2 separate regions of the Homo sapiens genome follow, and region 2 is linked to region 1. Evidence: chromatin loops called from intact Hi-C (ENCODE). Cell type or tissue: Panc1. All regions are shown on one strand. Each heading gives the region's core, and the rest is flanking DNA. Links, peaks and the distances in the headings are about the cores only. Region 1 overlaps PRKG1 (protein kinase cGMP-dependent 1). Region 2 overlaps PRKG1 (protein kinase cGMP-dependent 1).

What was found. Peaks named below come from ENCODE experiments on the same cell type or tissue, not always from the same donor. Only the 100,000 strongest peaks of a DNase experiment are listed, where the experiment ranks them.
Region 2: a loop joins it to region 1, with 1.9 times the contacts of the local background. A loop is called at or near these places in 8 of 110 quality-filtered maps.

Annotation. Positions count from the first base shown.
Region 1 is chr10:51,237,186-51,253,180 of GRCh38, forward strand. All of the region lies in intron 2 of PRKG1 (protein kinase cGMP-dependent 1), which reads left to right. Among named protein-coding and RNA genes, the nearest start is that of MIR605, 54 kb to the right of the region's middle. In Panc1, for the core only: no CTCF peak of the experiment used is centred there; no DNase peak of the experiment used is centred there; H3K27ac peaks cover 1,210 bases.
Region 2 is chr10:51,086,660-51,102,654 of GRCh38, forward strand. All of the region lies in intron 1 of PRKG1 (protein kinase cGMP-dependent 1), which reads left to right. Among named protein-coding and RNA genes, the nearest start is that of PRKG1, 20 kb to the left of the region's middle. In Panc1, for the core only: no CTCF peak of the experiment used is centred there; no DNase peak of the experiment used is centred there; H3K27me3 peaks cover 256 bases.

The sequences.
Region 1 (15,995 bases), core at 3,048-11,047:
ACATTAAATAATGTTTTACCTTACCAAAGTATCTTGTTCTGATTTCATTTTTACCAAATGATATTCTGATCTCCACATTCATATTTTGGTATTCTCAGGGCGTTGGTAGCTACTGGCGCCAAAGAGTTGCTCTAAAATGTGTGTAGAATGAAAGCGCAGGGCTCTAGGGACACATGCTCCGGGAACACACAGAGATTTGCTGGGAATATCCATGGGCCCCAGGGCACATTTGCATATCCAGTGGGATCTGTCATTTAGGAAAGATTAAAAATTTTAGTTATCCCTTAATGTTGGAACAGATAGACCAACTTCAGTGGTCTGAGAGAGTATGGAGCTCACTCCCAAAGGAATCCTTACTATGTGTCCCAGATGACATACACAGCATTGACTGGCACCCACGCTCAGAGCAGTCTTCTCCAAAAGATAAAGGACACATCCAAATTGAAGTCCTTCGATCTTTGAGAATAATTAAATAACTAACTAAAGGAAAATGTTTTGATAAAATGCTTGCCACAGTACCTCCCTAAATATCTATAAAGACAGAAGATTCTGATTATAAAACACTTCTGACAAAGTGATAGTAAATATTCTCATGTATTTCTGAAAAAAAAAGAAAGCACTGATATCCTTCTCTTGACTTCAGTGTTTCAGGCCCTTGATCCCTGACAAGTTGAAGTCCCTGGGACTTCCAAGTAGATGGTTAGATGTAGCCTTAGACAGTAATATTGGTACAAATGAATTCTAGATTTATCTCACTTAACGATATCTATAGTATGTTTACATACTGTTAAGTATTTTCTATGTGGAAATGGTAAGATTGTCATTGAAACTGTTCATTGCTAATCTGTAAGGTAGACAATTACATATTCTTCTATTAAAAAAAATTGAATCTACTATTAATACTGGAAAATAAGAATTGTTATAAACTAATTTTCCAAATCATGCTGCTTAAGTTAGAAGCATGATTCTTTTTCACTGTAGCCAGGAAAGCACTATTTCACTTATAAGTAGTAGTAGAATAAACAGAATCATAAAATGTTGGTGGGCATCGAACTTTCATCGTTGTACTTTATTGAGTTGCTATAGACCATTTTGTGCCTATTTAAAAGTATTGGCCCGGCGAGATGGCTCACGCCTATAATCCCAGCACTTTGAGAGGCCGAAGCAGGCAGGTCACCTGAGGTCAGGAGTTTGAGACCAGCCTGGTCAACATGGTAAAACTCCGCCTCTACTAAAAGTACAAAACAATTAGCTGGGCGTGGTGGCGGGCCCCGTTATCCCAGCTACTCAGGAGGCTGAGGCAGGAGAATCTCTTAAACCTGGGAGGAGGAGGTTGCAGTGAGCCAAGATGGTGCCACTGCACTCCAGCCTTGGCAACAAGAGTGAGACTCTACCTTAAAAAAAATAAAAAAATAAAAAAAGTCAAAATTAGCTGGGTGTGGTGGTGCGCCCGTAATCTCAGCTTCTCAGGAGGCTGAGGCAGGAGAATCTCTTAAACCTGGGAGGACGAGGTTGCAGTGAGCCAAGATGGTTCCACTGCACTCCAGCCTGGGAGACAGAGGGAGACTCTATCTCAAAAAAAAAAAAAAAAGTATTTTTCATACAGTTTTAACATAGGCCCTTCACATTTAGAATATAAAGAGCTGCTGTGAAAATTCTAGAATATAGTCCTAAAGTTTAAATATTTACATTTGTAATTAGAGAAATTGGTTTTTATTATACAATAATTTTTATTTTTTTTTTAATTTTGGTATGTTTAGACCTAAAGTTAAATGGTAAAGTCAACAGGAATATAGTAAGCTTAAGATAACCAATGGATAAAAATCTAATTAAAGAATTTGAGGTTATAACAACTAAAAAAAATCTTTTTGGAAAATAACTATGATTTTGAAAACATGCTAAATAATATTACAAGATTGGAGTTCGGACAGCTGCTCTGTAGAAGTAAATTAAAATAGAAGTTCTGTTCTTAGCTAAATATCAGTTCACACCCTTCTCTAACCTTGCAAAAAGAAACTGGTTCTTAAATAGCATCCGTAACCCAGAAACCAGAAGTAAATAATAGAAGTATTGGAACATACGAAAACAATGCAGGAAAAGGCCAGATTTCACGATATTATTTTTTCTAAGAAAGTAAAAAAATAACTAGCAGGAGAAGAATTTTAACACTCTCTGACCCTAAGTATCACACTAACAAGTGTATACAAAAGTTCAAACTGGGGCTTCCCAGATATTTCTTTTATAATGGAGCCTGTGTAAGGAGGTTATGAAAAACACAGTTAGCCAAATGGCTAAATAGAGGTATTAGGCATTTAGGTTTTTTTGCACATTTAATAATGTGTGAAATTATTCCCAACTTTAAAAATATCTTTACATGTTCCTAATGCTGAGAGTGAGGATGAGACCTCGGCGCACCCCCCTCAACACTAGACAGATCTGCAGTGGAGAAACAAGGAGCTAAGGGTGAAATTCTTGCATTATTTCTACTTTTCTGTAATGAAATGGTTTGAGTACGTGGGCTGAGGAAGTGGTTACAAGAAAGCAGGTAACATAGTAGTTGAAAGCTTGAACCAGATCGACCTGGGTTGGAATTCCAGCTCCAAGATTTTCTGGTGGTATAACCTCAGGCAGGTTGTTTTACATGTAGGAGACTCAGCTCTCCAGTTGTAAAGTGGGATAATAGTGCCCACCTTTATAGGGCCAATATGGGAGTAAATCTAATTATTTTTGCAAAACATGTAACACAATTTCTGGCATATAGCAACTTCCAATAAATACTGGCTATCAGTAATTGAAGACCCAAGGAAGGTACAGAATGTGTTTCTGAGGCAAAGGGCCCACATGGCTCCCAGGCTTTCTCATCTGAGCAGGTATTAATTTAGGTGTGATCACAAACATTTCTAGTTATATATTAAAGACTCTACCTTGCCAGCCACATCATAAGTAACTAATATATTCTGCAGAATGAGTGGACTGTGGTTTAATTGTTAAATAAAAAATAGATATTACCTTTGCCCATCTCAGATAGTATCCTCTAGTGCTCAAGAACATTCATTGTTTCTCAGTTGTCTGCTCTGATAGACCCAACATATCCAAATTGAATATCTATTTTCCTCTCAGCATTTCTATGTTTTTTATAGACATACCTTTGTTTGTGAGATCCAGTCTTCTCAACCAGCTCTTTCTTACCAATTTTGCCTGAGAAAAGATTACTAATTCTTCAAGATTAATTTCAGATGCCCCTTCCTACACTGTAGCCTTTTTAGCCTCATAGCATTATGTATTTTAAATATGTCTTCTCTTACTATCCTTGTACAAAGTCAGTTATTTTATATATTTTTGTCTCATCAGTAGTTCTGAAGGTCAGGAACTCTCTCTTTCAAATTATGCCTCTTTAATATCTAGAAATGTATTCACAGGACAAATGTTTTGTATTTATGTATCTAATTGAAGAAATACTTCCAGATCAAACAAAATCCTGCAGGGACCTGTAAAATATCAAAAGGACTATCACCTTGAACACCAAGAGGGGCCTCCTCTGTGTAGCCTGGATGGAAAATGCCTAAACATCCTTGGTAGTCAATGGAAGAAAACTCCCTACTTAAAGGAATAAAAGGCTGGGACAATAAAAGTACTGACCTCTTAGGGATCTAAGGAAAAGATTCTGGACCAGAATGGGCCTAGGCTTGAAGTGGATCTCTTCCAAAAGAATAGTGAATAGTTTTTATCTTTTCTAAAAGATGGATTGAATGGAATTCTTCCATTTGTAGTAGTTCTTGTAAGTTTAATTAATTTTGTAACATCTTTTGAGAATTTACCACATGCCACTCCTTGAGCTGGGTGCTTACTATGTGTTTATTATTTTAACCCTCACAACAACCTCAACACCCTCATGAAGTAGGTCCTATTAGGATCCCTGTTTTGAAGATGAACTGAGGCTCATGTTTAGCCCAAGTTCACTGAGCTAGTAACTGGCAAAGTTAGAATCTGAAATGAAATCTGCCTGATGTCAGAATGATGTTGTTCATTCATAGGCTGATATTCTTAAGGCTCTACCCCAAGACAATAGTCACGGCGTCATGGCACAGGCAGCCTGTGGAGCTAGCTCATTTGCTCCAATCCAAAAAAAAAAAAGCCAAAGAACCTCCTTTAGCTAATTGCTTCTCTTTCAGGGAATCATCGAATTATCAGAGTTGGGAGAGATGTTAGCAAACATTTATTCACATATTTGAAGAGGAAAGATAATCACACAATTTAAGACGAGGAAGCTCATCTTAATTTAAGCCGAGGGAGGTAAAGTAATACCCTGCTTTAAGTCAGTGAATTAGCAGCAGAATTAGAATCTGAACTCTGATATCCTTATATTAGCCTACTGCTAATTCCTCCTAAGGCAAGAATAAACAGCTTTACAGATTAGGCCTGCAAACCCAAACCTATAAAGTGACAGCATATGTCACAATTCACATAACAGATGTTGTTTTAGGTTGCAATTGTTGTCAACTACTCTTTCTGCCAAAGTCTCTCTTTTTTAGATCATCAGAGCCCATCTGACAACCTGTAGAACTTCAGAGGCAGAGAAAAGAATTATTTCTCCCTGTCCTGTGCTGTCCTTAAACCTGAGAGGGTCATGCCTGACCTGATGAAAACACCCTTAAAAAATCAACCATCCAGTAGTCCAAAGCCAATTTCAAAACTGCTTTATTTGCATAAGCAATATTTAGAACCCTGGATACCAAAGATCCACATCATTGCCAGTGGAGAATGGCTTTTTTGCCCTCTATGCTGGAACAATAAAAAAAAAAAAAAGATGAATAATGTAACAGTCTGGCTTGAAACAAAAAGATTGCTGAATAAGGTGGGAAGCTCCCAGAACTGAAATTCAAATAGAATAATAGCATGGATTGTGATGAGGAAGGCAAGGGAAGTCGTCCTATATATAAATGACTGGGTGAGAAATTCTCTAATGAGCACATACAGGATAAAAGACAGGAGGCTGGGAGAAGAGCCCAATAACCAAGCGCAAGTGTCAGAAGCCTGTAGAATGTGTCAAAGGGAGAAAATGCCAAAGATGAGAAAAGTTTATAAGTATGTTCAGAACAAGAAGATAGAAGGTGATTGGATGAGTCAACCAAAAGCCCCTCTAGGATAACAAGTCCTACTTTGTCTTCCCCCAACACATAACAGTTTCTCTATCAAAGGAAATAAATATTAGATTGGATAGGGTATAATACTAGTGAGAAGAAGCTGAAGCCCAAAGATATGAGGAAATTTTAAACCACTACATTGGTGCAGTAAATTCAATTCAGCAAACAGTTATTGTGCATCTGTAATACCCTGACATTTTCCTAGGTACCAGCAATGATGTCCATTTCGAGGTGAGTAAGATACAATCCCTGCCCTCAAGGCTCGCAGTCTAGGGGTAAAACAAACATTAGACAAGTTAGTTATGTAACACTGGGATAAATGCAATTGCTATGTTGATCTTTGTTACTTTATAGAGTTACAAAGAATGGGAGAGGAGCAGGAAGATTGTAATTGACCAGAGGTTGATATAATTTTTGAAAAGAAGCTCAATCCCCCAATTTTTAGATTAATTAGCTTGGTGGGATGATGCCAATCATGAGCAAAAATCTGGAATCAATTAGTGAAAATATAGTGAACACTAAGACAGGTTGCAGGTGATCACTGAGAATCATCTTGAGTTTACTAAGACAGATTATACCAAAGTGATTTAATTTCTCTCTTGGAAAAAAGTGAATTAGATTTGGAGGGAGGCTGGAGACCCGGTGTAGACATACTGGATTTCTGTGAATGTTTCACTAGGTCTTCAATGGCATGCTTGTGAATAATAAGAATTGATATGGTGCTAATACATTGAGATGGACTTGGAAATGCCCCTTAATTAGTAGATATCAGTTAGAAGGAAGGCTTTTTGGTGGGGGATTGTAAGCCCCTTAGCCTTAGTGTGACTGTGTTCATCCTTTCTTTCCTGACTTGGATGATGTATCAGTGAGAGAGCCCACAGGACACAGACAGCTGACTTAAGCAGGGAAATTTGAGGAGAGTTTATTAAAAGGACTATTTACATGTGGACATGTTTTAAAGGAACTGATAAAGAGTAGTGCAGAGTCTCAGGTCTGTTCACCACCACTGGCCTAATGGGAAAAGCTCAGTCCCTGGAATAGCTGTGAAGCCAGAGCAGTCAGCAGAAGGCTCTTGCCCTGGTCAGGGTGTAGGATCACCATTTCCTGGCATTGCTCTGGCGGACCTTATGTTTTTCCCTGCTGTGGTGTATGTGCAGGTGCCTACCTAGTTCCCCATGTTCTTCCTCCTCCCTGGACTCATCGTCTGTACAGAGACCTAAAGAAATTGTTTTCCCTTTTCTGGACATCAGCCATTTTTCTGTGTTGATTTGTTGCTTCTGAAGACCTTCATTAGATAGATCTTTCCTGATGTAATCCATCATGGCATGGGCAGTTTCATTCCCCATAGTGCTGGTGAGCATTTGGCAAGGTCTCTTTTCATATACCTGTGAACAAGGACTATGGGCCTGATGCCAAGACTTAAATGCACCTGGAAATGCTAATTAATTGGTAGATATCAGTAGATATACTCCTAGAGAAGCAGGGCTGGAAACGGAACAATTACATTTGCAGGAGAGTATTACTTGACTTCTTATATTGCCTTCTGCCATTTTCCTGGTTAATTTCTAAAGACTCTTCTTACTGCTTTGGTAAATAAATTATTCTTAGACCAATGATGCTCAGAGTGTGCAGTAATTATCCCTAACAAATGTAACAAACGAGTTTTGAATTTTGTTCTATTGTGTTGATGTTGTCATGTTTTGTTTCTTTTGCAAGCAATAGAATCTTTCTTGGCCCAATGTTCAAATAACCTTTTTCTTATTTGAGCACATATAAACACACAATCAATAAAATTTCCCAAGAAGGAACAACATAAATATTTTAAAAATATATCATAGATACTTTACATAAAATGTAATACCTATGGGACTATTTAAAACTTATTAGTTATTTGATTAGATTTTCATTTATTTATGTGGCAAATTGAAATTAAGGAAACTAAGCATTTGAATTGAGTGTAGGAATATTCCCTTTCTTCCTTTTTTTTTTTTTTTTTACCATTTATATTGTCAAGGTGAATCCAAGATAATGATTTGTTGCAGGTAGCCTGAAATCTCAATATCATTTCTGAGGTCACCCTCATGTCTAGGGGGATATGTAGAGTAGATCATATTTATTTATAGAACATTCAGTGGTTCTTTCTCACACACACACACTCTGCCTCCTCCTCCCAATTCCCCCTGCTGTGGAGTCTCTATTGCAAAGAATCCAAAGGCCCCGTTTTAATTGCTCTTTACCTCTAAATGCCTTAAGGGATCCCTAGAGGGATGAAACACAGTAAGGTTTTTGTTTTCTTTCCTAACTTTTAAACTTATGTATTTTCAAATTACTGGAAAAAAAGACTACATTTTAGCATGTTTGTAATGAAAACCTTCTTAACATAAAAAATTATCCTACTATCCTTTTAAAAGAGATTGATACCTTGTCATAATTTTTCCGTTTTATAGCTGTTTTATAGTCACTTACTGGAAAAAAATGTCTGTGAGCTCCTCAGCTGCTTGAGGTTACCTTATCATTTTTTTTTTTTCTACAACCGAGATTGTATCTTTTTAACTGCAAACTTCACAGTGGAAGCGTTTTCCTTTGTGAATACTGGGACTACATTCCTGAGCCTTTGGATATACCAATGCAGACTGCTGCCTTTCCTTCTCTAGAAAGTCAGCCAAGCATAACACCAAGAGTTGATTAGAATTTTACTGCCCCTGATTCACAGACCTTCGCTTTTCCTCTTCTCCCTAGCTTCCCTTTGCTTAGCAACAGGAATGTGGCAAGCACTGTACTGCCAACAGATTTCTCTTTTGCTCTCCTATTGAAAAGAACTTAAGGATATAAGACAGCCCATAAGACATCACACATTTTACTAAATTAGATTTTTTTTACTCTGAATATGAGAGGCTTCCTCTGGCCACAAGATTTTCACAATATTTCTAGTTGAAACTGACTTAATCATATAACAACATCTGGGTCCCTGTTATCTAGTGAAATTAGCAGAATGTCAGCAGCCAGCAAAGTGCCAATGCATCTTTCAACTACAACTCTGCCCCCTTTCCCCCAAACCCTGGCACTATTTTTATAAATTTAAGTAATCTAGGTCAGGAATTAAGGCCTTCCTTGCAGTAGTTAAAAGTAATTTAGAGATGTGCACACTATCTTCCTTACTCTGTTAATACTGAAGATGTTGTAAATTCAGTGTGTCAATTCAATACTTCTCTTCTTTGAGCAAGGTGTTGTGTTAGACACCAGGCATGTAGCAAGATGAATGAGATGCAGTCTCTGCCTTTGAGGAGTGGAACAGACATGTATATAATTTATTGATATAATCTTAAGCAGAATATATATATTAGGTTGCCAATATTTGACCTAAAAGTGTAACAACCTCATATGATACAACCTAGTAAAAAGTGTTCTCATTGTGCTAAGAGAACACTGAGACTGAAGACCTTAACTGTAACTGTTGGAATTTGAGAAGGCTTCATGGGAAGCATATCATTTTAGTAAGGCTTCATAATATGGGTGGAACTGGATTCCCCTTAAACCAACCTCCTTCTGTACTAGAGAGTAGGAAGCTTGATCAAAGAAATGAAGAGCAAAAGCTAGGAGTTATACTTAGATAATAGCAAACAATCCAGAATGGCTTGAGCAAATAATTCATAGGTGGGGCAAGGGAGGACAAATATGGCTGAGACAGTACATTGGTATCAGACTCCATTGTATTATTAGGCTATAGAGAAGCCTCAAAGGTTTTGAGGAAGGGAGCAGCAAATTCATAGCTATGCACCTACCATTCCACTGTCCTTGAGATTTGCACTTGCTGCTCCGCAAGATGGACTGACTTTCTCTGACCCAGAAAGTTAATAGACAAATTTGACATTATCTTATAACAGCCATTTTGAAACAAATATCAACATTTATAAACGAGTCCAAAGTGAGGTGGAAAAGGAACTAATAAAAAGTTGTTTTGATAGAAACTGAAGCTGAAAAGAAATGGGAGCAGAGGTTGCAAACCCACATGCCCACAGGATCCAGACAGCATAGATAGAGAGATAGCACTCCACAAACTCTGGCCCAAATCCAGCCCACCTCCTGTTTTTGTAAATGAAGTTTTATTGGAACACAGGCCTATTTTTTTTCACATATTGTCTGTGACTACTTCCATGCTGCACTGCAATAGCAGAGTTTAGTATAGACACTGACAGTATGGCCAGGTAAGCCCAAAATGTTTACTTTCCAGCCCTTTGCAGAATGTTTCTAACCCCTGGCATTAAACAGCAACAGAAAAAAAAGAAAAAAAAAAAACAATGAGGTGATTTATCTATCATTTTTCAACTTTTCTGACAGATGTTGGTACAGGAAAATATTTCCAACAATGAAACAGTAGTAGAAAGAAACATGATGATAAATGTCAACTGGCAGAACCTTGGCCTCAGACTCAGGCATGAATAGGAGAATTGGGGACTGTGGCGAATTGGAGAGCTCTTGTTCACTGCTATTCAGCCCCTTATTGATACCCTGTGACCAAATCTTCCCAGTTTTCAGAAGAACATGTACCTTGGGAAAGGTATGTTATATCTTCCAGTTCTTAAACACTGGCAGCTAACAAAATGAAACATTTTTAAAACTTGGGGACCCAAAAGCAACATTTCTGTGGTCTGGATTTGTTTCATGACCATGCATTTGTGGATTCTGGATTTGGGACCAAGACATAATTCGAAAAGAGAAGGGAAAAGGTATGAGAAGGTAAATTGTACAAGAAGATGAATGGAGTAATAAATGTATGGTTCTCACGTGGCTGGTAAGACTGTGAAAGAGACAAGAATAGTAGTCAAGAAGATGAAAAAACCCCTGCTTCTTCCTATAGGTCAACTTTGTGTGTTAGAGCTCAATTAGTTTTTGGTGCACTGGGAAAATGATTCAAGTATACTGACAGTTTTTATTATTATGTTTATTGAGCCAATTTTCCCTCCATACTCATCATTTGTTACTCAAAAATGCAAGAGAAGAAAGGAATTAATTGTGCATCTGAAACTTAGATATCTATTTAAATCAGAAAATAAAGGAGATTAAAGAATTACATGAGCAAAACACATTTCTTGGTCCTTTTCATATGCATATGAGGAGAAGGAAATATTCAAGGAAAAAATTCAGAGTAAACATTACTTTCCATGAGATATTAAGTTTAAGTAAATATCCAGCAAAATTTACACCCTTAACAATTAAATATATAAAACAAAAATTGTTTGCCTTTTCAGCTAATTACCCTGAGGACAGGACGTTGTTTAACTTGTTTATTCCCAAATCCTCAGGGGCCAGCATAGTGCATCCCCATAGAAGGCACCTGCTAAATTTGTAGAATGAATGATACATCAATGAATGAGCAAATGGAGCCCCACCTATATCCCATATTGCTGTGTCTTTTCTTTCATTTCTGGCCTCTAAATTTGCTCTGATGGCGTTCTTTTCTCTCTCTTCTGTTTCTCTTGTCTTCCTCTCCCATTCTTTTAAAAACTAAATTGATTTTTTCCTACTTTTGGCCAAGTCATTTACTGATTTCCATTTTCTACCTGTGCATGAAGGTCACTTCAGCTTGGACTCTTTCTCAACTCTCTCATGTAATCTTCAGTTTGTGTCTGCCTGCTTACATTGCTATAACTTGAATTACTGTGTCTGTTAACAACAACAATAAAGGTAACGGCAAAGTGGTAGGGGAAATGTTAAACAACAATCGTAAAAGGGAGTAAATGAACCCTTAGGTAGAAAGTTAGAAGGACTGAATTTATCTGTGGCTGTTGAAAAACTAAACTACATACATTGTTAAGCTTTAAGGGTTGCTCTTGAAAATGTTCTCAGGCTGCCCAGGACAGTTATTGACCTATAGGGCACACTCAATACATATTAATTCTCTGCTCAATGTAGTATGACAAAGTCAGGATCAAATATTCATACATCCAGATCTTCCAGAGATAAGATGGATTGTAATATCTATGTTTCTTCTAGGTCTTGTTTCAAGTGCATATCAAAATATTGGTAATATTTGGGTTGGAAGAGAATAGTTTGCATATTATTATTAATGTTTTATTAAAAAAATCGCTCTTTTAGACCTGCAATTCAAAATGGTCTGTGCATTTGTAACCATGATATTATATTCAACTTCACATTTTCTCATCTAAGTACATTTGCAGTTGTCGAAAAGTCAGCATTAAATCAGGTTTGTACAATTATGGTATCTTATGGTTAAAATTAACAGAATCCATTTAGTTCATTCTCTTAATTTTTATGATGAGAAAACTCTGATCACAGAAATGGTCTCTATGGCAAACTTTATTGAACTGCATTTATATATTTAAAGAAGTGCTAACTGAAATAGTGCAATTTAAAGTTTCATATAAAAGTGCATGGAAAATTGTAAAATTTATTCTCTATTGCAACTACAGTATAACAAATTCTATGTCATGTAGATGGCTACATAGAAATTACAAAAAAAAACAACTAATGAACATTACAACTAAGGTAAAATGCTTTAATTACATTATATCAAATAAAATTTATTCTTCTTATAAAAAGCATCCCTCATATTCTAAAGATGTTGTAAATGTTAATTGGCCTGAGAAATTGGTGATTGAGTAATCAAGACCCCGGTCAGATTACAGACAAAATTAAGTACAACCGAAGGTGAAATTTTATCTGGCTCATGGAGATTAAAAGCAATATAAGGTTTAATGCAAATTTATCATTTATAAAATTTTTAAAAACATGATAAATTTTTTTAAGAGGCGAGGAAGACAGTTAATGCTGTATTAAAATAGCAGCCATGGTTAACTTACGTTTTAAAATCATTCTCTACAAAAAACTAGGGGCAAAAAAATTTTAGTTTAAAAAGTTGTAATATATAGTTTGAAAGAATAGCTTATAAGAAAATGTTAGTAATGGGGTCATCCCCATGGACCCAAATCACTGGACATTAAGCAACGCATATATTATAGAATTATCAACATTAGAAAATGCACTGAATATTAACTTGAAAAGTTTTTGACATACAGAACATGTGAGAACATGTGAATGCCATAGGAATTTTTAAAATATGTAGAAAATATAAATCTGGAAACTGTCATTTCTTATTTGCTGTTTATAAATGGCTGTATATGTTGTTCCTATTCTCTTGGCTATTTAAAGTAAATTAAATTTAATTGATATATTCTAATCAGACATATTTTAGGTGATATTTTGAATGCTAATAGTGTTAGACTCAGGTTTTGTAATTTTATTTGCAAAACAATTCAACTTTCCCTAGAAAGGAGACAGAACATAAATGAAAAAAATGACCATTTATTAAAATAATCGCAAGTAGCAGCATATTATAAATTGTTATGTTTAACAAAGGACACTATACAATTTTTCATTCAACAGTACTGATTGAGCATCTACTATGTGTGAGGCACTGTTCCAGTGTTTCTGCAGCCCAGTGAACATGACAAACACTACTATCATTGTGAAGTGTGCATTCTAATAGCCGGGCATATTTGTCATCTTTGTATTCCAGGTGACACATTTGTAATTATGAACTCTAAAATGTCATATTGTGCTTAAGTGCCTTTAAAAGCGTAAGTAATATGTTAGATGATGCTTCATAGCTTAGAACATATCCACATGCATTTATGTAATTCTTATCATCTAGGGTACTTTGTTTATTAGAGGAGAAAACTGAGACCCTGGAAGTCTTACTGACATCATGAGCCTACAGTTACTGAATGGAAAAGTGAGGCTTGTCCCTCTCATTGCAGGGTTGCTGTGGTTTAACTCCCCAACCTACCCTAAACAGCCTTTTGGCAAAAGACCAATTTATTCAGTATACCTTGGGAGAAGGCAGATATCTAAATTTATCTTGCTTTTGGCAAGAAAATGAATATTTGGTGGCATAAAAATGATCACAGTTTGAGAAATACTAGGAAACATTCTATGAGAAACTAATGTTTAGCAACGTATCAATTTATGACATTTGAAAGAACTAAGAGTGAATGATTGCTTGAAACCTGAATTGGACTGCTGATCATAGAACAAGTTTAACCCATGGGAAAGTGGGAAGTATGTTTCAGAATGATGGAATAACCTGTCATGCAAAAGCAAAGACCTTTCATGGAGACTGGTGAATTCCCAGTCTCAGACTTTGATGGATGATTTTGTCAGCTGTTTTCTCTCTGAATGTGTTGTGTCTCCCAGCTTACTACTGAAGCAAGGAGGTTCACTGGAATTCACTTTTCCAAAAGCAGTCAGGGACACACCATCCTTTCTTTCTAAAGTTTGTGCCTTTTTCAGCTTAGAAAAGCACTTGCCTTTCTATCTCTGACAAGTGACTGTGCAAAACTCCATCTATGACAAAATGGAATTGTGCAAGAGTAATGAAGGGATGAGAAATGCATCTCCTTTGACAGGCCATGCAAACCCCTTTACTCACATTATTACAGTGATAGTTGTAAAAGGAGGAGGAAGTAGAAGAACTGGTATTGAGCTCCTAGTGTATGTGAAGCCCTCTCTATGCCTTCCAGCCCTACACCCTGTGTTGGTAGTGTTACTGTTATTCCTGTTTTATAGATAAGAAAGCTGAGGTGCTGGGAGAATACAGAACTAGAGCTGCGATGTTTTCCCCTCCTTTTTATGTTATTGTGTATTGCCTCCTGCCCAACTCTACAGACAGATTTTACTTCCTGAATGTTTATTGTGATATTATGTCTTAAATAAGGGATAGTTTTTCTGACTGCTTCACTGATACACATGAACCCATGTGTTCCACCTTTTATAATAGGTTTCCCATAATAACACATGGTAAACAACAAATTGCATTGCTTCCTTTTCCTATTTTAATATAGAGTCATGTCATGTTTTCCTTTAAGGCAGACCAGGCACCTGTTTCATAAATTGGCAAGGACATCTGCAAGTTGCGTCTTTAGTCTGACAGAATCAAGTCTTGGCAGGAAGTTGTAAATTTCTCTTTCTCTACAAGGTGTCAGTCCTCTTAAAAGCATTTTTTAGCCATGAACTCTTTGTGAGCATGGATTGACCTACAAGAGGAAATACCACTTGGAAGGATATGTGTAATTCATTTCCATTTGGAACAGCTTATTGTATCTGCCAGGCACTCAGCTGAATGTGCAGTGTTCCTTTATATCTGCATATTTTAAATAAAATTGTGATTAAGGTCATTAAAGACCCTCATATTAGAAGTGATCAAATGGTAATTGAATAAAGTTCAACTTATATGAAGAAATCTTTAGGAACACAGAAAAAAAATGGTCATTTTCTACTATATAATCTAAAAGGTATTTTTTACCCCATAAAGTTCTTAAGAACTCACTCCTTGGGAAGAGGTAACATACTAGCTAATTGGTATACTTCTGATATAGAATTCTGCTAAGAATCAACCTCTGGCTCTTAAATACTTGGAATAAAAGACATAACTCTACTCAAAATGTGTACGGAAGTTTTGTGGTTCACAAATGCAACAGCTTCTCCTAGATCTTGAGTTAATCAGCTACCGAATGCTGAAAGTTCTCTCCAGTCCTGTTATGTATTGGCCATAAACATGAGACATTGATATAATCATAATTTACTGCTGCTAGTAATAAATGAAGACTCAAGCAATAAGTAGCATATTACTTGCATATTTATGTTGCAGATAATATGCAGTATATTGCATACTATTGCATATATACGTTATTAGTCTAATGTAATTCATGTGTGTGTGTGTGCACATGCATGAGTGTCTTCTCTTTTGAGGAAAACTCCAGCTATGTCAGATCAGACCATATACTGGCACAATGAGCCGCACAGATGACAGAAGCAAAACAAAAACAAAAACAAAAAACAAAGTCTGGAATCTGAGTGCTCTATTGTATAGTATTTGTCTTCTAATAGACTAGGAATTGCAAGTCTTCAGGTGATAACACTTTTGTTATTTGGAATAAATTTCATTGATTTTTTAAATGTCTTTACTATAAATACATACCAACACAGAGATAAGTACTTATCAAACACTTGGTGCTTATTTTTAAGCCCAAATATAAAATGCATGTTTTTTATAATAGAGAGCTCAAAGTTACATTACTAGAAAATTATTTTATAAACTTTATCAAATTCTTCAGAAAACAGATAAACTCTATTTCATTTGAGCAGAGACTTCTTACTTTATTGCACTGATGGTAATGCAAAACAAAAAAAAATCCTTAGTAAGTTCTGTTCTTTTTTTCATGAAATAGTGAGAGTTTGGATTATCATTCTCTCAACTCTACATAATAATTGCCCTTATTGACTTGAACACTTCTTATAGTAGTGTAGTGTTAGGAGAAACATGAAATTTTGAACCAGACAGACCAGAGTTTAAATCTAAATCCAACCTCTTAGCTGCTTTATATTGAATAGTTCTGAATGGCAGTTTCTTCATTCTTTAAATGGAAATAGAAATGTACTGTAATGTTGTCTTCAAGGTTAAAAAGAAAACATATTAAGCTCCTGGTGTAAGGTCTGGAATAAAGTAAAAGCTTGAAACTGGCAATCATTGTTGTTTGGATCAGAAGCAAGAAAAAACAGAGGAGGGGAATGATTTTGATAAAATGAAAGGCATTCTGGCAGGAGATGAGCCATGTGTGATTATCAAACCAACCCACCAGTGAGAACCATTCATAATTAAAATCATTGGCAGAGATTTTTACAGTCCCTCTACACCAGTTGAGTATATTTCACTTGCAAATTCTGCCCTTTTTAGGTTTTCAATTCATCGGAGAGCTACAGTTGTCAATATTAGTATGGCAAAGCAGGGAAACTATAGAAATCATGAAAGTATTCTCATTTAGATTTGTGCAG
Region 2 (15,995 bases), core at 4,571-12,570, 150 kb before region 1:
AATATACCAAATTTGGTGTGCAGACAGGTGTATCAAGTTGAACAAACAGATTACTAGCTCCTTTATCCTGAAGTGTAAAAGCAAAAACACTGATCATCAAAGAGGAGGATACTCTTCTCGAGTGACCCTTTCTCATCTGAGGTTCGTCTTATCTTTTGGTGCAGTCACTGAAGTCCTGTGCTATGTAAGTCATCTATCGTAATAGAGCAGTGCTCCATCTTCTGGATTCCTAAGGGTTACTGTCAGGGTGATGGATGGAAAATGGCTCAAGTATACATTTATTTTTCTTGGCAAGAGTGAGATTCTCTGCAAGATGGTCTTAGAGGTTATTAAAGAATATCTCAGAAAACCCTTGCTAGTGAGTTTTTAAATCGTCTCTGACAGCTTTTCCCTCTCTTTCTTGACTCCTGTTAATAGATTTCAACACTTCTTTTTGTAGATCAATCCATTGCTTTATCATCATGAAAGGAAGAATATAATATTAACAACTTCTCTTGCTCAAATTAGGCTCACTTTTTTTTCTTCATTTTTTTTCTGGACCTAGAAACAATTTCCTCTCCAAAGAAATCTTTGATAAAGTGAAAGTAGTAATTGTTACTTTTTAGCCTTGTCTTTAATGGTCAATTATTGATGATGATGATGATGATGATGATGATGATAATGATGATAATTACTAAAAATATTTGTCCAACTGTATACCATATATGTGATCTCATTTAATTCTCACAGCAATCTGATAAAGTAGCTACTGTTATCATCCCAGTTTTTCATATGGAGAAAATGAGGCACAGAGGAATTAGACAACTTGCCCAAAACAAAACAATGGCCTGAAGTGCTGCAATGCAGGGTTATGTAAGCCCAGAGCTCATGCTCACTCTCTATATGCTCTGTTGTTTAGCTATTTGTTTCATCAACTCATTTTTAGCAGAAGTCTCTTGTGCAGTTTTGTTTCTTTTATATAGAGAGCTCTTTGGTAATTTTTAATATACTGTATACCCATACTCATGATGGTCATGGGTGCATTCTCTTTTAGAGACTAGCGTGCCTTAGTATAATGATAGTTCTTTCAATAATACTGTATTGCTACTATATTCAATTTTGGTTTGCTGTTTTGTTTTGTTTTGAGACATGGTCTCACTCTAGTGACCAGGATAGTGTGCAGTGGTGCGATCTTGGTTCACTGCAACCTCCGCCTCCCGGGATCAAGCGGTCCTCCTGCCTCAGCCTCCCAAGTAGCTGGAATTACAGGTGCATGGCACTACATCTGGCTAATTTTTGTAGTTTTTGTAGAGACAAGGTCTTACTGTGTTACTTAGGCTGGTCTTGAACCCCTGAGCTCAAACGATCCACCAGCCTTGGCCTCCAAAAGTGCTAGGATTACAGGGGTGAGCCACTGTATCCAACCTCTATATTCAAATTTTTATTAAACACAACTACATATACCTAAAGCATTTCTAGCTGATTCATACATAGAAAGTTTTCCTCATCTTGTACTTGAGTATTTTGTTTGTTTTTAGTTTAAAATTTTTAAGTAGCTTCGGCTTGTTCCTCTTGAATCAAATTTCCATTTTGAAGAAACATTACCTCAATTTTCCAATGGTTTACTTCCTCACTGATTTCCCTCTTTTCCCTTAAATATTAATGTCTTTAATAGAAATTTTTGGAAAGTTTATCAATGCTTTCTGATTCTTTATTCTGGCAGTTAATAAAAATTTCTATGGATTGGTTTTCAGTTTTTTTTTTTTTTTTGGTTCAATCATTTACCAAATATTTGTTAAGGAACTAATATAGGGTAAGACTATAGTATATGTGTCTTCTTCTCGCTCACATAGCATTTAATATCTGAAAATCAGTGGTTGTAGGTTATATGCTAAAAAAGACACTCCTTTGTTTCTTCCAACATGGATTGGACCCAGCATTCCTAGGTTGGGATTGGGCTTCCATTTCTCAGTGTTTGGGTTTGTGGTGCCGTGTACATTTTTTCCATATCCATCAGAGTTTGAATTTCTATGTTTTGACTGTTATTGGTTAACAACTACTTCCCCCAGAAAATAGTAAGTTACATGAAAACAAAGTCAATTTCTCTGTTGCTCCATGTTACATCCTTGGAGCCCAGAAATGGATGGCACACAGTAGATATTTAATATGATTTTTTTTTTTTTTTTTTGTCAAATGAAGGACAAGATAAAACCTCTTCATGTTTCTGGCCCTTAGATACTTCAGTTTTTAATTTACAGTTTAAACATTGGAAACCTATGTCACTGAGCTCAGTGGAATTTCCAAGCATGTTTGGTATTGCATTTGGATGCTTTGGCATGCCTTTGTGGATTGCCTGTGCTCCAAATGGTCATGATAATCCCTATCACTCCATACTCTCTTCAACTAGCCCATACCCCTTGTTTATGTTATTGGCCTGCCCTCTGAAGGCATTTCCATTTTTCAGATTGGGATTACAGTCATGAAAAGTTCTTTCTAGTTTGAATAATCTGTGATTTGTAATGCCTTTCCAAGGAAGCACAGTTGTTCTCCAACTCTAATAAATGTGTAATCCCAAACTCTGCAACATAAAATCTCATAAATTGGTTAATCTTAAAAATAAGATAGACTGATTGCTAATAAATACAAGCATGGGATTAGTGGAAATAGAAGATAATCTTTTCAAATTCTTACTAATTTTATTTTGCAGACACAGCCAGAACACGTACTAAGAAAATCCTTTCAAATTTAGATATAATTTTTACTCTCCAAAAATTCTTGAAGATCTTAAAATTATGAGTTGGTAGAGACCATTAATCACATAAGGAAATACTTTTTAACTAGGTGCTTGCCTCAACATTAATCAAAATAAACACAGGAAAAATGTGAAGGTGGAATTTGCTTGTATATTGTCTCTTAGCTCTTCAGGATGGAAACTGAGAACACCTAATCCTATAAAAAACTTTTCACCTCATCTAGTCATATGCTTATGTGAGTATCTGAAGTTATTTTTCTAGGTGACCTATTTACCAATGCAACTATAGATTTTGCAACATATTCATTGGCTAGAAAAATAAATATGTGTATGATTTCATTTATGCCTCACAATACCTGAGCAAATAATGGAGGACAGATCATCACTGTTGTACAGATGAGAAAATTAATTATCAAAGAGTTAAGGTAATATAACCTAAATCCAATAGTTCTTAAATGATACCACTGTAAACCCAGTAGGTCATCACACTTAGCTCAACCCATTCTTCACACTCTGTGGGCATTCATGTACTCATGAGATTACCTTGAGAAGCCACTGACTCCTGTGATTCAGCAATGCATTTATGGAAATTACAGTAGGTAAGCTCAGAACATGGCATATACAATGGATAGGAGAATGGGTTCTAATTTAATTGCTACTTTAGCACTAACTAGGTGTGTAATATTGAATCTAATCTTCCATGTTCTCACTATAAATGAGGATTATAACATTTCCCTGATTGGAGATAATGCTTGAGAATCCCCAGCCCAGTGCTCAAAACATAGTATGGGGCTCAATAAACAGTTGCTGTTGAGGTTCTCATTACTATCATAATTTTTATTAGTTTTGTTAAACCATTTTCCATTGATAAAGTGCTGTGTACATGTCTAAACCAAATGGAAGAACATGAGATGGAAAGAAGTTCAGTAATGACAAGGTCCTGGAGTAGAGCCCAACACAACCCAGCTTGGCTTTACTGAGTATGACTCAGAGGAAGATTGAGTGACAGAAAGGATCCTACACAATTTCTGTGTGGGATAACTGTGGGCAAGAAGGGTTGAACATAGGCAAGTGTGAAGTTCCATAATAATGTTATTTATTTTATTCAATGAGCAGTTACAGGCCTACCAAAAATTTAAGAATGGATTGATGAAGTTTATACTGAGCACTATGTATTTAAACCATGTTAAAAAAATCATGAAAATAATTGTATTATGCCAAGGTAAAGCTGTTTATGCTCTAAAAGACAGGAAGTGTTAGTATTTAGTGGTTATTCTGTGCAGATACATGTATGTGAAATTGTAATAATATTGTTCGTAACATTTATTTTAACATTTGCAGCCACTATATATGTAGACTATGGCATTGCTGCTCTGGTTGAAGGTTTTAAAGACCCACTGCTTTAATGATTTGATTTAAATCCATCAAAAGTGTTTAAAGAAAAGTGGCTTCTCTGTTTGTTGAAATGTTTGCATAGAAGTCATTCACTAGTAATGGATTTCTATTTGAAAACCATTCATTCCCAACTTGAATGTTTTCTGTCCAGACCAAGAAGCTATCAGACGTAGAACATAATCTTAGCTTATAAATGCTTTCTGTTAATGACCTTGATACTGTATCTCAAGATGTCTTTTCAAAAACAATATGATTGTGGATAAAAGCAATGATAACAGTCCTGCTTGCCTGTAGAGGAATACATTAATGGTCTTGGACAAATTCTTGACAGTCATAATGATGAGCTGATAATGGAATGCTTTAGAATAAAAATAAAAATACTAGTTTATTTTGAGATGTGTCATGTAATACAAGAAAGATTATTTTTAACAGCTTTATGGAAGTATAATTTATATACCATAAAACTTACCTATTATACATGTAAAATACAAGGTTTTTCACTACATTTATAGACTTGTACGACCATCACCACAATCCAGTTTTGGAACATTTCAATTACCCCCTAAATTTCCTGGAACCCAATTGCAGTCAGTCCCTGCTCTACTCCCAGGACCTGGCAACCACTAATCTGCTTTCTGTATTTATAAATTTTCCTTTTCTATACCTTTCATATAAATAAGCATTTTATTTTACAAATATCAATTTACTTGAATGACTATGTGACACAATTTATGGCTTATTCAATGAAGTTTAGAATGCTAAGGTTGTATTTGGACCCAGGGCATTTGTTGTTATATTGGACACTAAATCTCATTACTGTGAGAAAAGCTCAATTGGCCTGGTTTTTGTTGTTGTTTTTGGAGAATTGAAGCATTTAGTTTTGTGCCTAGATCTGGTATATTAGTGTATTAATGATCTGATTAGCAGTAACAACAGCAGTAGTAGCAGGTTGCCATTTATAGAATACTTACGGTGTGCAGGCATTCTACTGAGGATTAATATACCTTTTCCCTCTAATCTTCATAAAAGTTCTGAAATATAGGGAATAATTGCTCCATTTTAGGGACAGCAAAAGTAAAGCAAGCTCAGAGAAGTTAAGTAATTTGCCTGAGATCACCTGTTGCTGCCTGTGCCTATACTAAGAATGATTAATCTTGAGGTACTCTGGTAAGCAAACTGTATGGCTTCTGCTTTTCTACAGCTTTACAGTTCTATTTTCTTCAGCACTAAGATATATCCTTGAAATAACCTTCCAACTTGGCTTTTTGGCTCCCTGTGCAAATTCTGCCATGAAGTGTTAAAAGAACAGAGTCAACAGGTTAAAGATAAGCACTGATCCCTGAGGTGAATATAGAATTGATCAGAGAGCTGTTTGTGAAATGAGAGAGGCAAAGGGAGAGAAGAGATTTGATTGATGAAATAAAGGAATGGACAAGCATACATGAGAAAAATGTAATACAAAATAACTTTACGGGCTTAGAGAGAAAGGGAGAAATTTCAGTTCTTTAGATGTGCCTGAAGTGATGATTTCGTGAAGAAAGTGGAGGGTTTCAATTAAACCTCTCTTTTGAATAGAAATGATTTTAAAGGAAGAATTCTAATGGGTTCTTGTGCCACTGAGGCTGAAAGCAGATGAAGAAGACGAAATGGTCTCTAAAGTAGGTGGTCCCAACCCCAGTGGGACATAACTGATTTAGGTGGCTGAAGCTAACTCCACTTTGTCTCACTAAGGATCCTGGCTTGCTAACTGGCTGGCTGTGTTCCCCAGAAGCCTTTGCTCTGATGCCTATCAGTCCTGCCTGGTGCAAAGGCTTCTGGGTTATGAGCCAACTGGGGATGCTGCCAAATCTGTTGCTTATTCAGCAGTGAAATGAGGTAGCACTGTTAGCTTGCTTTCTTATTGTGCGGGTACCAGAAATGAAGTTTCAGTGTGAGAGAATAAAGAATAGTCTTACTTTGAGGATTCACTGGAGACTGATAAAGGAATTTCAGAGACAATAAACTGTTCCATGTGTTTACAGTAAGTTGGAGATTTAAGATTCAGTTACAGATTTTTATATTTAAATAAGTAATAGTGAACAAAAGTGAGCAATGTTTGTGGATGGGAACCAGCTTGGATAAATAACTAGGTATAAAGCAATTAGGAATTCAAAATATTAGAGATATACCTATGTATACACATAAACAAAGGATTTAGAGGATTTTATAAAAACGCATGTGATGCAACAGGATTTTCAAAACACACTACGAATCGTTGTGCAGGTTGATACTGTTTCCTTGTGTTTTGTTTGTTTGCAGAATCCAGAATGGTGAGCAAAACCTAAAAGATATAGAGACCCTGCGGTTCTCAAAGTGTGAGCCCTGGACAAACAGCTTCAGCGTCACCTGGGAGCTTGTTAGAAATGCAGATTCTGAGATATCTCTCCAAACTCTTTGAATCAGAAACTCTGGGCTAGGGCTAGCAATCTGTATTTTAACCACCCATCTAGGTGATTCTGACGTGCCTTAAAAGTAGAGAACCCCTGGAATAATATAGGATGGGAATTTAGAGCTGAATGTGGCAGACTGTACATAAACACTATTGGAAGCAGTTTATCCTGGTGCCCAAAATAATGGAGCAGAGATTTTTAGTTAGGAGCTGTCTCTCCTTGCACTTTGCTAGTACTTGGCTTGTTCCCCTCCTTTTCAAGGCTGATCTGCCTTTCACTTCCAGGAGAACTTTTCTGCCCATACCAGTCTGAAATGCTTTGTTTTATGGTATACTATAGGTTTGCATTTCTTTAGGTCTAATATTCTTTTGGTTTTTAATGTCAACTCTTGTTTTTTTAATTATTACTTCATAATTTTTTTTCACATTTTGTGAGGGTGTACATTATATATATGTATGTATGTGTGTATATATATATTTTATATGTATACTATATATAAATACATGTGTGTGTGTATTTTATATATATATTTATATGTATATATACATATATACATATACATATATATGTATTTTATATATATATATACACACACACACACACACACACACACACACACACGCCATGCACTCAGGTACTACTACCTCCCTTCTCTGAACAAGTCACTTTTATCCCATACATTCTTTATTGCATTATCTTACCTTGGTTTCTTGAGAGCACTTAATTACCTGAAAGTATATATTTATTTGTTTCCTTGTGGTTGTTTGTCCATGTAAGCTCACCTTTGTTGATCCAGGCCCCAGGCTTTAGACCCCAGAATGGTGCTTGGCACAGTAGATGTGCAGTGAACAATGAGTGCTGTTTGTCTATCCGGATCTAGGCTCTAAACTACTAGGGGACAGAACTTGTGTCACAACCTTAAATTAGAAATACATATGTAAAGAGACTAGCATAGTATCTAGGGCATAGAAAACACTTATGCAGTGTTTTTTATAAATATATATATGTATATATATTTCCCTTTTATTCTTCTTGTAGCACTCAGCTTCTAACAGTTCTTTGCACTCAGTCTGTACGTGAAGATAGATGAACATAACAATTGAGACAGAGTATTAAATCTTAATAATTAGGAAACAAAATGGAATATATCAGTATTTTCTGTGTTTTCATTCTGTATGGATTACTTATTGAATGGGTCGTGTTTGGTTTTGAGCTATGAATATAAGAAATTCTAAAAATTAAAATACATGCTAAACAATTAAAATCTGTAACATAAATGCATAATTCTTACCTGAAACCTTTGGATCCCAGTGTGCTTTAGAATCCAGATTTTTTTTTTTCTTTCAGGTTTTTGAATGGTATCATGAAAGATACATGTAGAATGGATTCTGTAACATCCACTGGGGGTCTAGGGCAGCGCTCCATAAAAAAACGTATCTACATTTCTTCAGCAAAACATATGGATATTTACTGAAATAGGAAACACAAAAGCTGCCGAAACCCTTGTGGCCAAATTAGGTTGGGTTTTGTGACCAAGTGAGTTTTCTGCAAACGTACAAAGCTTTGGTGTTTAGAGTTTTGATTTTGGCTTTATGTGTAAGGGTTTATAGACCTTACAGTTTATAAGCAAAACTAACATTTATATTTCAGACTGTTTTTCATCTTCAGAAGCTATATTAGTCCACAATTAGCATTTGAGTCACTTGAAGCTTAGGGAAATTAAATAACTTGATCAAAGTCACAGCGTAGTATACAAATAAAAGCTGAATTTGAACTCGGGTCTGGCTGAATCCACATTCCTTACTCTTTTCCCTGCAGAGCACTGATCCTTAAAATCACACATTACAGATAAGAAAGGCTATAAAAGTTGCAAAATGTACCCCCTTCATTATACAATTAATGACAAAGACGTCTGGAGGGTTTATGATCTATAGTAACATCACTGCTAAGAGGCACATTCAGAATCCAGGTCTCTTAATATCTAGTTCTGTACTCTCTCATTTTCCATGCTGACTTTTAGTTTCGGGATGCTTCTAAATTATTGGCCTCAGAAATCATGGTTGTTGCAGAGGTAAAGGCAGTTTTCTTCTAGTTTTTCTCTTCTATATGAGCTCCCAAAATGTTTTGGTCAAACGGTTTGGCTCTCCGTGTTTTTGTAATCAAATACCTAAACGCTGGTAATGCACACTTAACTCAGGTTCAAGCGGGGGACTTTATTTACTTGGGCACAGCTAGAGTGTATTGTAATTCCCTGTTTCCTTAGTTGCCTTGAAGAGTAAAGTAAGCAATTTCATTTAAAATTAATAGCCCCAATCTTATTTTTGCCTTATTCACTTAGGAAAACCTTATAGTTAACAGCAATTGCAGTTATTTTCAGCACTATTTCAAGGGAATTCTTTGATAGCAGCCAGACCGCGTGCCCAGCTTTGCTGCTTTTAGACAAACTCAAGTATTGGCGCAGTGTGATACTCAGTACTGGGGAACTGCATTCTGAGTCAAAGCAAATTAGTTTGCTGTCTGCTTGAGGACTTTACAGATTTACACACCTTCCCAATGAGATTTGTAAGAATAAATTTTTGTAAATCAAGGGTTTGAAGACTCCTAGTGAAATTCACATTTAAGGTAGAAATAGTATTCTTCATTTTATTGAAGTCATATGATTCAGGAAAAATAAATTGAGGACTTTTGGCAGGCTAAAAGGATCTGGAAAACTTTAGATGTATTGTTTTTACCTCTTGTTTCAGAGATAGAAATGTAACATTTTTAATTATGAGCTTTTGTGTTTTGTTTGTGCTTGAATTTATGTGTTATATGCTCCCATCAAAGTTGTGTGTGTGTGATATTATTACATAAGAATTAGAAATATGCAATTCTTTTTATTTAATAAATTTAGTAGTGTTTCTTTTTTTAAATGGTAGATAAAATGAAGGCACAGCAGCTCAAGAGGGATAGAATTGGAAGGAAAGGGAAAGAGGAGGGAGGTGAAAGAAGGAAAGATAGGGCTTTGAAACCGATCCAGGACTCTGTGTAATGAGCTCTTGGTTCCTTATCCCACATTTGTCTGGCCATTGAAGGTAGAAATTAACCCTTATGTTGCATTTGTCCATGAACTAAAGACTGAGCCTGTGTTTAGACACTTAATAATTTTTAGGTCAGTAGCCCAGTTGGCACTCCTACTAGCCTCATGGTTGCAAAAACTGGATAGTTAGTAGACCATGGTGTTTTCTTGTATGGGCTCTGGAGTCAGAGAAACCTGAATTCAAATTCGAGTTTTGACAGTACTTGTGCCCTTTACCTCTCTACACCTTGGATTTCTCATCTATAAAATGGGAGGCAGCATAGTATACCGGGTAAGAGCATGGTCTCTGGAAGTACACCTCCCAGTTGGACTCTCAGGCCTGCCAATTTAATGCTGTGTTACTTTAGGTAAGTTGTTTAACAACTCTGTGCCTTAGGTCCTCCATCTATAAAACAGAGATAATAATAGTGTCCCAGATTTCTGTTAGGAGAATTACACAAGATTATATGTGTAAAGCTCTTAGAACCCTGCCTCAGCAGTTGCTAGGCCTCCTCATCATTCCGCTAGCCCAGTGACTTTCAACTGGGAAAGACTGCTTCCCAAGGGCATTTGCAATGTTCTGGAGGTATGTTGCTTGTCACAACTGAGAAGAGGGTAGATGCCAGGGATGCTGCTATGTATCCTACAATGCACAGGACAGTTTTCATAACAAAGAATTATCTGTCCTAAAATGTCAATAGTGCATTAGCCAGTTTGGAAATCTAGTTCCCTCTACCCCAGGTTCCATAACTGTCCCTCTGGTACCTACAGTGGGGTCTTCCCCAAATGTTAGGTCTCAGCCTAGCAGTCTGTTCCCTGGTATCTTTTCTGGTTGACTCAGATCCTGCCATGGGTGCATATAATGCTGGTTGGCCATCTCAGTGATGACTTTCCTGGGGTAGGGGTCCATATAGGAGGAAAACATGCAGGCTGCAACCTGAGGTTTTTTATTTTTTATTTTTATTGACAGAGTCTTACTGTTGTCAGCTGGGGCTGGAATGATGCAGTAGCATGATCTCAGCTCACTGCAACTTCCGCCCCCTGGGTTCAAGTTATTCTCCTGTCTCAGCCTCCCCAGTAGCTGGGATTACAGGTGCCTGCCACCACACCTGGCTAATGTTTGTCTTTGTAGTAGAGACGGGGTTTTGCCATGTTGCCAAGGTTGGTCTGAAACTCCTGGGCTCAAGCAATTCACCCACCTTGGCTTCCCGAAGTGCTTGGGATTATAGGTGTCAGTCACCACACTCTGCCTTTTTTTTGCATCTTAGTGCTGGTATTAGAGCATTTGTGGCCATCTAACAGACTGATTAGCAGCCCCACTTGCTGTTACTCCCATCTTCTTATCTCCTTTCCGTAGGGTTTTTCTCTTTGTCCAAAGTTCCAAAAGCACTTCCAACAAGGATTGCAGTGCCCGCCCTCCTTCAGAGCAGCTCATCTCCCAGGAATTTTTAATGCAGATTACCCTCCTGATAGACATAGAACTTCAGTTGAATTTTACACTCAACCTTCTGGATGGCCCGCAGGCAGGAATGGACAGAGGCCATTTTCTTCTTCCCGAGAGATTTTTATCTCTCAACTTTCAATGCTTTAACTCTTTTTTGGATCCTGGCATGATTCTTGAGAAATGATAGGTCTTGGGCTAGCTTTTCTGGATCTCCTCCACCCCCAGTTAACTGGAAAAAAACTAGCCTTCTTTTCGTGGGAAGTATCACGGAAAGATCATGGGTTTTTGGGTCCTCTGACTTGTGTTGAAGTTCTCACTATGCCCCTTAGCTCCTATGTGAGCATGAATGGATTATCATTAATTTCTCTTTTATTAGTTTCTTTTTTTCCCTAAAATATCACTAATAATACATGTCTGAGAGATTGTTAGGAGAGATAGTATGCATAGTGTTTATGAGCATGGCCCTTGACATGCAGCTGCGTTTGAATTCAGGCTTTACCACTTTCTAGTTGTAAGTTCCTGGACAAGGTACTTCTCTGTGCCTCAGTCTCATCTTCACATCTATCAAATATGTATAGTACTGCTATCAAAGCATAGTTGTGAGGATTAAATTGGGAACTATATGAGAGTCTTGTTATTTACCTATTCCTTCACCTTTCCCGTGTCCCAGAGGTCCTGAATTGGAGAGAGTGTGGATTGGGTTGTGAGTAACAGAACAGGCCAAGACTAATGCAGGTGGAGCAAGGTGGACTGCAATGGAGCAAAGTGAATTGGTAGAGATATTCCTCTTAAGGACAGGTCACTGAATATGGCGGAAGGATGAAAGAGAGAAAATGTGGGCCTGTGTTAGCCTTTTTTCAGAAGCAATGATGCTTTGGTAAAAGAAGGTATAAATATATGCTTAAACAAAGTACATAACTTTTGACATGGTCTAACAGGGGAACAAATTAACCAACAGACCCTTAAACTCTCAACTTTTTGAAATTGTCAAGCTGTCCATGAAGGACTCTTTACAAGTTTTAAAGGACACCTGTATGTCACGCACATCCTCTTGGTTTCCTTTTAAAATCCCCACATGCCATTCCCCACTTTAAATCCACTTTTGCTTCCAATAGCCTGCATTGGCCACTCTTCTTTAGCGAACTTTCCCTGGGTAACTGATGGTTTTTCAGACATCAAGAAAAACTGGAAGCATTTAGGAGATTCCACCCACCCCAGAGCAAACCTTGCAGTTTCTCACATATGAGAGCACAAAAGCCTAGCTCCCTTGCCTCAGAGAGTTGTAATTTTTCCTCCAGCGTTCCTTGCTGCACTCTGTGAAACACAGTCTATAGAACATTGCCTGAAGTTGCACTTTGCTTGGCTTCTTTTTCTGGGGAACACTCCCTTAATAAATTCTTGCATGTGAACCCTTGTCTCAGGATCTGTTTCTGGGGACTTTAATCTAAAGGAGCCCTTCTCTGAGGCTCGCTTTGTATAGTAGCCTCATACCAACATGAATCCTCATTCCTAAGGAAGAACACCCTGGAGTGAGGGGCAGAGATGGGGGAAGAATTGAAGAAGTTATTTTTACACTTTATACAGTAAGACAAAGCACCCATTTTATAATTTGACATGGCTGTAGGTGGTTGTATTAAATTGTTTTTTCCTTAGATACCAGCATTCAAGACACACACACACACACACACACACACACTCACTCACTCACGTGCTTTTCATTTTAATAACTAGCATTGCAACAATGGATGATTTTCTCTAGTTTAAAGAGGTGTTTGTGGGCTCTCTTGGGAATCTAACTAGGATTTATGTTCCTTATCCTCTGGGAAAATGTGTTCCTAACTTGAAATACTTGACCTGAGGGAAATGGTTTAGTAATGTAGTAGAGATAGATGACCTATATTGAGGTATTTTTTTTAACCCAGGACTCTGTGGAATAAAGTTAATGAGGAAAACATTCTTGTGCCCACCCTGAGCCAGGTACTCTGCTAGATATTGCTAATAAAGAGACCATCATTAGAATATGTTCTTCTCCCTGGAAATGTGTAGGATGTCCTCTTTGTCTCTGCGTAATAAGATTTTTTGATCATACACTTTGCTGTGAGTATAATTTTAGTCATTGTGTTTGGCTCATCATGAGCCCGTTTAATAAGAAAACTTCGTGCCTTCAGTTTGTGTTTATTTTTATTTTTATTTTTTTGAGACAAGATCTTGTTCTGTCACTTAGGCTGGCGTGCAGTGGCACAATCATAGCTCAGCAGCCTCAAACTCCTGGGGTCAAGCCATCCTCCTGTCTCAGCCTCCCGAGTATCTGGGATTCTAGGTATGCACTACCACACCTGGCTAATTTTTATTATTTTTGTAGAGACTGGATCTCACTGTGTTGCCCAGGTTGGTCCTGAACCCCTGGCATTAAGTAGTCCTCCTGCCTCGGCCTCCCAAAGTGCTGTGATTACAGAAATGAGCCATCATACCTGGTCTAGTTTTGTGTGTATGTTTTAAATTACTTAACATATTCTATTGGATAAGAAAATAGGGAGGCCTTAGGAAGGTGAAAATAGGAAATGTCAACTGTAATCTTGAAATGGATGCTGTAGACTTTTGAAATTTATAAGGGAGTATTCTTGAAAATTTAAAATGTCTAATGTTTAGAATGTGGCAATGACTTAAGAAACCACACTCAGCCACTCAAAAGTATGTTCCATGAGATATCCATTTCCTGATTCATTCACTGCCGAATTGCCTGCATTTTTCAGTCCAAATTCTACAATGTCTCCAATATGTAACACAATGAAGTACAAATATCTCCTTGGTTGATAGAATATCAAAATTGCTGCAACTGTTACAGCTGTGACTGCCAATAAGCATAGCCCATAGCCCTTATTTTTAATATATCTATCTTATCAAATAAATATGTTCCTTAAAATAACCAGGCTTCACTAAAGACTTACAGGTAAGAAGCCTTTCAAACCTTTGGTATTAGGACCCAAGTAACTGATGGAGGAAGTGGTGATAGAGTTGTTACCTGTATTTTGAAAGGCAAGACAGGAATGTAGACTCTTAAAGGAAGATGGAGAAAATAACTAACAATTCTAAAGACTTATGAATCTTGCAAGCAAGAAGAACTATACTCTGGGGAGATTAGCCCAATGCTGAGGCATTGCTTAAACAGATTCCTGGGCTGTGAAAAAAGGGTGATTCTGAGTCTATTTACTCTTCTTTCTATGCCTCTTGTCACGAATGCAAAGTGGTTTTGAACCAACATGAGGATGAAGAAGTTTTCACCAAGGGAGTCTCTTCTGGCTTGGTTCTCATCCCTCTCGCTAGGCACTAAGGAAAGTTGGAAATTTTTTTTCCTGTTACTGAATATTTGTGTTTCTACCCCACACGAGAATTCATAGGTTGTAGCCTTAATCCTCGAACCTCTCCTATGACTTTATTTGGAGATAGGACCTATAAGGAGATTATTAAGGTTAAATGACATCATAAAGGTGAGGCCCTGATATGATAGAATTAGTGTCCTTATCATAGAAAGACACCAGAGAGGTCTCTTGCTCTTTCTCTTTCCTTACCATGTACGGACACAACAGGAAGATGCCCATCTACAAGCCCAGGAGAGAGGCTTCACCAGAAACCCAATTGGCTGGCACCTTGATCTTGGACTTCCCAATGTCCAGAACTGTGAGAAATACATCTCTGTTGTTTAAGCCAGTCGGTGTGTGGCATTTGTTATGGCAGCCCAAGAAGACACTAATACAGGTGCCAAAATCAGACTCCAGATTACTTGTCTCATGTTTTGAGAACTTTGTATTCTCCTTTGAGAAGCTAAAATCCTATCATTTTAGTATATGACATGATTTCTAGTTAGCAATGGAAGATTAAACAGATGCACATATTTCCACTCCTTCCCCAAACATCCATGAAATAATGAGTATTTTTTATAAAAATGCTCAATTCTATAAGGATAAAAACCAAACAGAGTTGGAGATCATAGTGAGAACATGTTGGAAGCTGAAAAGGATGGAAGAGAGAGAAACTTCTGATTATCAGACCAAATAAAACTAAAATGCTGAGAAGCGATTGGATTTTTGTTGTTCAACTTCAGAAAACATAAGGACTGGAGTCACCAGTTACCCCTGGGCCTGGGGTAAAATTGAGGCTAAAAATAGATGAATTGATTAAAATGTGTTTAAGAATTAGTAAGACCTCAGATCCCCTCCCTGGCTTTGAGAAACTGGGCATCTGCCCAGTGGCGTGCTGGCAAATACTTAACAACTAGGTCTCAAAATAGTTGTGATTTGTGGTATTTGCCAATTTCTGTGGAGTAAATACCACCATCATGGCCAATGTCAAGCTACTGCATGACATCACTGAATGCAGAGTTGGGAAGAGATGTGAGTAGCACACCTCGTGTAGTAGAAATACAATATGCAAGTGACCTCAAAAGCATAAAACATAGTATAATAACTAGTAAGTGATGAATTTCTTTGTGTTTATTACCTTTGTTTTAATATAAATTTATTTAACTGCATATTTGTATAATTTACTTTTAAATAATGACAGTGTTTAACAATCAGCATGACAACTTCCAAAAATTTAACAACCTGCTCTTGTGAGCTGGAGGACAAATTGACTCCTATAAACTACCACAGTAGTTTCTTCTCCATTCTGGCAAGACTGGATATTTATTACTGTAAGTTTAAAATAAAGGGTCTCTGGAGTTGGAAAAAAAAAACAGGCAGAATTAAAGGCAGAGTCTTTCAACCTAAAAAGTTAGAATGAAATGGAAGTTCATAAGTGAATTTAGAAATTTCCTAGTTCTTATTTCCCATTCGGCTCCTGTTACACTGGAAGCCAGACACATTCCCTCTTGGTAAGAGACTGGAAGCATCTTTTCTGGGAAAATTGACCCACTGAAAGAGTGGACAAACTCTAAAGGTT